2 separate regions of the Homo sapiens genome follow, and region 1 is linked to region 2. Evidence: read pairs that join two places in POLR2A ChIA-PET (ENCODE). Cell type or tissue: GM12878. All regions are shown on one strand. Links, peaks and the distances in the headings refer to the core of each region. The heading gives the core; the rest is flanking DNA.

Evidence for each region. Peaks named below come from ENCODE experiments on the same cell type or tissue, not always from the same donor. Only the 100,000 strongest peaks of a DNase experiment are listed, where the experiment ranks them.
Region 1: POLR2A ChIA-PET joins it to region 2 with 10 read pairs; 17 of 35 experiments call an interaction of 5 or more read pairs at or near these places.

The regions. Positions count from the first base shown.
Region 1 is chr12:4,268,378-4,271,283 of GRCh38, forward strand. The region is part of intron 1 of CCND2-AS1 (CCND2 antisense RNA 1); the gene reads right to left. Among named protein-coding and RNA genes, the nearest start is that of CCND2, 3.9 kb to the right of the region's middle. RefSeq lists silencers at 1,002-1,211, 1,222-1,291, 2,806-2,875. In GM12878, for the core only: a CTCF peak has its summit at 1,102; DNase peaks (open chromatin) are centred at 1,073 and 1,292; H3K4me3 peaks cover 2,500 bases; H3K27ac peaks cover 1,922 bases.
Region 2 is chr12:4,152,351-4,155,256 of GRCh38, forward strand. No RefSeq gene overlaps it. Among named protein-coding and RNA genes, the nearest start is that of CCND2, 120 kb to the right of the region's middle. RefSeq lists a cis regulatory region at 1,072-1,665 and an enhancer at 1,193-1,562. In GM12878, for the core only: a CTCF peak has its summit at 1,294; a DNase peak (open chromatin) is centred at 1,221; H3K4me3 peaks cover 465 bases; H3K27ac peaks cover 2,500 bases.

The sequences.
Region 1 (2,906 bases), core at 324-2,823, 120 kb after region 2:
AAACAAATAATTCCACTTCAAATCCACATTTTCAGACACCCCTAGCTTTCTGCATCTGATTCCTACAACAGCCCCTTTACCTCAAAGAGGTAAAAGTCAGTTCACAGTATTTCTCTCCCAAACATCCCCACTGAAGCTCCTTGTAAATTTCAGCATAAACTCAGAACTGTCACCGTGGGTTTAGAAAATAATGACACATTTCAGCTATAACCCCCCAGATTGAAAGATTAAAAGGACTTTGCCCAAATTTAGGGGAAATGAAGGTGCGTGGGCTCACTCTGCAGCTGCAGTTTTCAGCCCTTGCAGTTTAGAAGATTCTGCATGAGCACGGATGCCACGAGGGTATCCAGCGAGTGGGAAGGGAGTCGCCCTACATGTTTTCACATCGATTTGTAAAACTGTTTTGAAAGGGTATTTCTAGATCCATTTGTTCCAAATGCAGCAAAATTCATCCGATATCGCTCACAATGCATGCACGGGTTATCTTACATGTAATAGCCATCGTATTAACCAACCCAGCTGATACTGAGATGGTGAATGGGGCGGGGGAGCAGGGAGGAATATGTCGCGCATGAAAAACTCCGGGTGTAAAAGTCAATGCAGAACTCACTCCCCGAGGAACCGAAAAAGACATTCACGACTCTCAAGTGGAGAGAGGATAGAAAGTCAAGTGGCGGGGGTCGCGACCAGTGATCGGGATTTCAGTCTGATCTCAGTACCCAGCGGAACAGGACCATAACCTAAAGAAATGAGCTTTTTCCGGAGCAAAGAGCGGCCCCGATTTCAAAGTAGAAAAAATAAACTGCTTGGGGGTGGAAGATGGCGAGGGGCGGGGGGCGGGGAGGGAGGCGGGTCGCGGCGCTGGCTCCGGGGTCCGCGGCACGGCCTCCTCTGCCGCGCTGCCCAGGGCCCGGACCCTGCCCGGCGCTGCGCCCACCGCGAGGGTGCCAGACCCGCCGCGCCGCCGCCGCGCTCTCCCAGCCGCGGCCCCCTCCCCCGCCGCTTCCTCTTGCTCTCCCAGCCCCTTCCCCCACGTGTGGATGACGTCAAAATTCCGCGAAAAAGCCGCGTGGTGGCTCCCCGAGCGGAGGCGCGATTCCGCCGCCCAGCGGCCCCCTCCCGGGGGCGCCTGGAGGGGGAGAAGGGCGGAGGCGGCCGGTTCCTTCTCCTCCCGGGAGGCAGGACCCCCCGACGCCGACCGCCGGACGCCCCCCGCCCCAAAGCTTATTGGAAAATTCACTTTTGTAAAGCAAATGTATTTCCAGAGCTATTTTCGGCCGCGTGAGGCGTGTCCTAAGCTGAATCAGACAGGAAGAGGGGGAAGTTCGGGTCTTTTAATTTTTTTTTTTTCCGAAGGGAGGGGAGTGAGATGCTAGGTGGGTGACAGACGGCAGGCGCTCGCCTTCTTAACTCACGCCTGTCGCATCTGCCGCCTCAGTAATCCAGCCCCGTCCAAGCCGAAATTCGCCGAAGGGAGTGCGGATGCACAGGCCTGGCGGACTCTGCCCCCCTCCAGAACGCAGCGGCCCAGCGCCCCGGCGGGCGCGGCTGCGACCAGAGGGTCCCGGAAGCGAGTGAACACCTGCAATCGCACTGCCCGTCCCCACCCACCCTGCTCCCCCGTGCTCTCCGCTTCCCGACGTTTTCCTCTTCTCCTTGTCCGCATTTTTCTACTTTGCCTGCACTCCCTCCTTCCTCTTGATGTGCCTCCTATGTGTCCCCTCGGATTTATGTGTCCCCTCGCATTTTGCCAGTCGGGTTTTCGGTTTTGATTGACCGTCCATCCCTCCACGGAGAAACACAAACACAGCTCCACTCTTTGGGGGAGCCGAGGGGAAGGCAGTGGCTCCCATTTCTGAGCCTGAACTCAGTCACTACCCGCTCCCCACCTGGCCTAGGCGCCCCTGCGCGGAGAAGGCGGGACTCGAACTCGCGCTGCTCCCGGGCCTTGAGCCGACCGCGGAATCACCTGGCTGGGAGGCATCCTCCAGGTAAGCTTGGGAGTATGTGTGCTTAGTGCTGCAGGCTCCTGCAGAAAAGTGCCTATAAACACCCAACACCCTGCTGCACCCTCCACCTCCAGGCTTTGTACACTTTCCAACCGAAACTCCAAAACGCTAGCGTAGAGGGTGGGGAGCCGGCCGGAAAAAGAATAAAAGTCCAATAAAACTGGCGTTCGCTAAAGTTTATCACCAGTCCTACATGGGATATATATATATGTATTTTTTTTTCCGTGAAGGGTGAAAAGGAGATAAGGAAGAACCAACAATCTACCCCCTCCCGCCGCCCCCCACCCCCGCGCCACGGTGATCAGTTTGGACTTCAAAGCCAGAGCACAGGCTCTTGCGCTTTTTCTTGAAACCGAAGTCTACACTGAAAGAAAGTGTGCACTTTTGCCTAGAAGGCAACATGCGTTTTCCCGCGTGCTAGGTGGAGTGCATTTTAACAAGACATTAGGGTTTTAACACATGGCTGGAGTGGCGACCAAAAGGGAAAACTCAGTTTCCAGTCCAAGCCTCCTAGAGACATTCCTGCCAACCTCCGCACCCTCTCACGCCCCACCCCACGTGTGAGAGTCTGCAAAACCACCGGGGATTGGATTCGATGGCGAGCTTCACGCTCGGGAACAGTCAGTAATCGGAAGGGGAAGTGGACAGGGGAACTTCAAGAGGCGAGCCTGCCACGCGGGAAGCGCCCGAACTTGCGGGTCTCCATGAATGCAGAGGGCGCCGGGAAGGGGGGGCATCCGGCCGCGACCCTCTCTGCCCCTCCCATTCGCTGCCCCCCTCCCCGCTGGAATTTCTCTGTAAAGCAAGACGGAGTAGGGGGAGGGGGAGAGGGAAGGGGCGAGAGGGCCCTCGGCTCACTCCCGAGACGTGAGGACTCGCCACCCAGGCATTCTCCTC
Region 2 (2,906 bases), core at 132-2,631:
TAAGTGAACAAAAGCAAGCTGAAGCACAATACATACAGTATGATCTTATTCATGCAGTGAAGGGAAATAACCTTTGTAACAATGCTTTTCATTCTCTATGCATAAAGACACTGTATTCCATATGTCAGTAAATTAAAGGGAAACCTGGTAACAGCTTCGAGTTTAGTGAGAGAGGGGAGAAGGATCCCAGCAACATTGCCCTTAAATCCAGGTCAATGATGTCCTACTCTGGTCCCCTCTGGATCCTTCCCTTGGGACAAAAAGTTCTGCATTTAGTGGCACTTCCCTTTCCAGATCACAGTCCCTGGAAACTGGGACGCCAGAATTCTCTTGCGAGAGACTCCCGAGCCTGCTACATTTCTGGATCCATTTTCCTGACAATTGTTGCCTTTGTGCGCACCCTTAGGTCCAGGGAAGGGGCAGCGGGAAGAGAAGATGGGAAAGCAAGAGACCTCCACTGGTCCTGTTTTACAGGCAGGCCTGGTTACCAGGAGATAGAGTAGGTGCTGTCTGATCCTGCAGGAGGTTTTTTTTGTTTGTTTGTTTTTAGACAGGGTATTCCTCTGTCACCCAGACCGGAGTGCAGTGGCGCGATCTGAGCTCACTGCAACCTCCACCTACCGGGTTCAAGTGATTCTCCTGCCTCAGCCTCCCGAGTAGCTGGGATTAGAGGTGCCTGCCATCATGCCCGGCTAATTTTTGTACTTTTAGTAGAGACAGGGTTTCACCATGTTGGCCAGGCTGGTCTTGGACTCCTCACCTCAGGTGATGCACCCGCCTCAGCCTCCTAAAGTGCTGGGATTACAGGTGTGAGCCACTGCGCCCGGCCTGGTCCTATGGGACTTTATGTGTAAGGTCCAAGTTTTACAGGGAGAATCAGTTTTACGTTGTTTAGATACTTAACAATTAATTAAAACATAACAAAAAATTGCGATACTTTCTACTCATCTGGAAACTGGAACTAACAGGGTCTTTCATGATAATTCTTGATTATGGTTCCTGAGTTCGATGGGGAAAGAAATGGGGAAAATTAAGACATAGAGGGTGACAGGTGTCAGTGACTTCCTACTTTTAAAGAAAGCAGGCTTACTGTGATGGCTGCAGAGGGCTATGGGGTGAGAGTGGAATTCCCCAGAAGCAAAAGCCATAGCAATTAGTAGAATTTCCACCCCACTTCCACCCACTGTCTCACGTCCAGCCCATGGCCTGGCCCCAAGAAGCACCCAGGAAACAGTCCTGAGCAGGCCTTGTATCACACACTTCAGGGCAGTTGGTCAAATCTGTCATCAGAGGCGCCACAGACCAGGGGATTTCCTGTGGGTGGAGTCCTCAGCAAGGTCTTGGCACTATTCTGGGGTGTTCCCCAGCTCCCCCACACTGATTCCAGGAAGCCTGCCTGGGATTATCAGAACTTTGCTATCTTGTCCTCAGCTGCTTTCAACAAAACTGGGTGGGGGCTGGGGATAGGCCACCTGGTGAATGAGCCAAAGGAGAACAGAACCAGGAAGCAGCAGGCCAGCCATCTAGGTGTGTCTACTTATGAGCTTGGGCAAGCCATTTAACTCTGCGCCCCGCCGGTCCCCCTGCTACCTATAAAATTGGGATAATATTCCATCTCAGGGCAACTTCAGAAGGCTGTTGTGAAAATTAAATGAGATAAACAATCGATCTGATTTTTAAAAAAGACCAAAGACTTTGCATAGGCTGGGTGTGGTGATTCACCTGTAGTCCCAGCGCTTTGGGAGGCTGAGGCGGGAGGGTTGCTTGAGCCCAGGAGTTTGAGACCAGCCTGGGCAACATAGCAAGACACCGCCTCTAAAAAAAAAAAAAAAAAGACTGAATATATCTCACCAAAGAAGATACACAGATGGCAAATAAGCACATGAAAAGATGTTCAACATCATATGTCATCAGGGAAATGCAAATTAATACAATGATAAGACACCATTACACGCTATTAGAATGGCCAGCTCCAGAACATAGAAAACACCAAATGCTGGACAGAATGTGAAGCAACAGGAACTTTCATTCATTGCTAGCAGGGATGCAAAATGGTACAGTCACTTTGGAAGACAAGTTTGGCAGTTTTTCACAAAACTAAATGCACTTTTACCACACAAGCCAACAACTGATTGAACTCCTTGGTATTTATGTCCACACAAAAACCTGCACACAGATATTTATAGCAGCTTGTTGTTTTGTTTTCTTTTGTTTTGTTTTGAGATGGAGTCTTGCTCTATCGCCCAGGCTGGAGAGCAACGGCACGACCTTGGCTCACTACAACCTCTGCTTCCTGGGTTCAAGCGATTCTCCTGCCTCAGCTGCCCGAGTAGCTGGGATTACAGGTGCCCACCACCATGCCCGGCTAGTTTTTGCATTTTTAGCAGGGGTTTCGCCATGTTGGCCAGGCTGGTCTTGAACTCTTGACCTCAGGTGATGCACCTGCCTCGGCCTCCCAGAGTGCTGGGATTACAGGTGAGGGCCACCGTGCCCAGCCAGCAGCTTTATTCTTAATTGCCAAACCTTGGAAATAACCAAGATATCCTTCAGCAGGTGAATGGAGCAACCAACAATGGTGCATCCACATAATGGAGTATTATTCAACTCTGAAAAGAAATGAGCTGTCAAACCACGAAAAGACAGGAAGGAACCTCAAATGCATGCTGTGAAATGAAAGAAGCTAATCTGAAAGTTTACATACTGTATGGTTCCAGCTGTAGGACATTCAGGAAAAGGCAAAACTACAGTTAAAAGATTTTCTGGGGATTTGTGGGGAGGGGTGAGAGATGAATAGAGGGCATAGGGGATTTTGAAGGCAGTGAAACTATGCCGTTAGATACTGTAATGGTGTATATGTCACCATACATTTGTCAAAAATCATAAAATGAACAACAGGAGTGAACCCT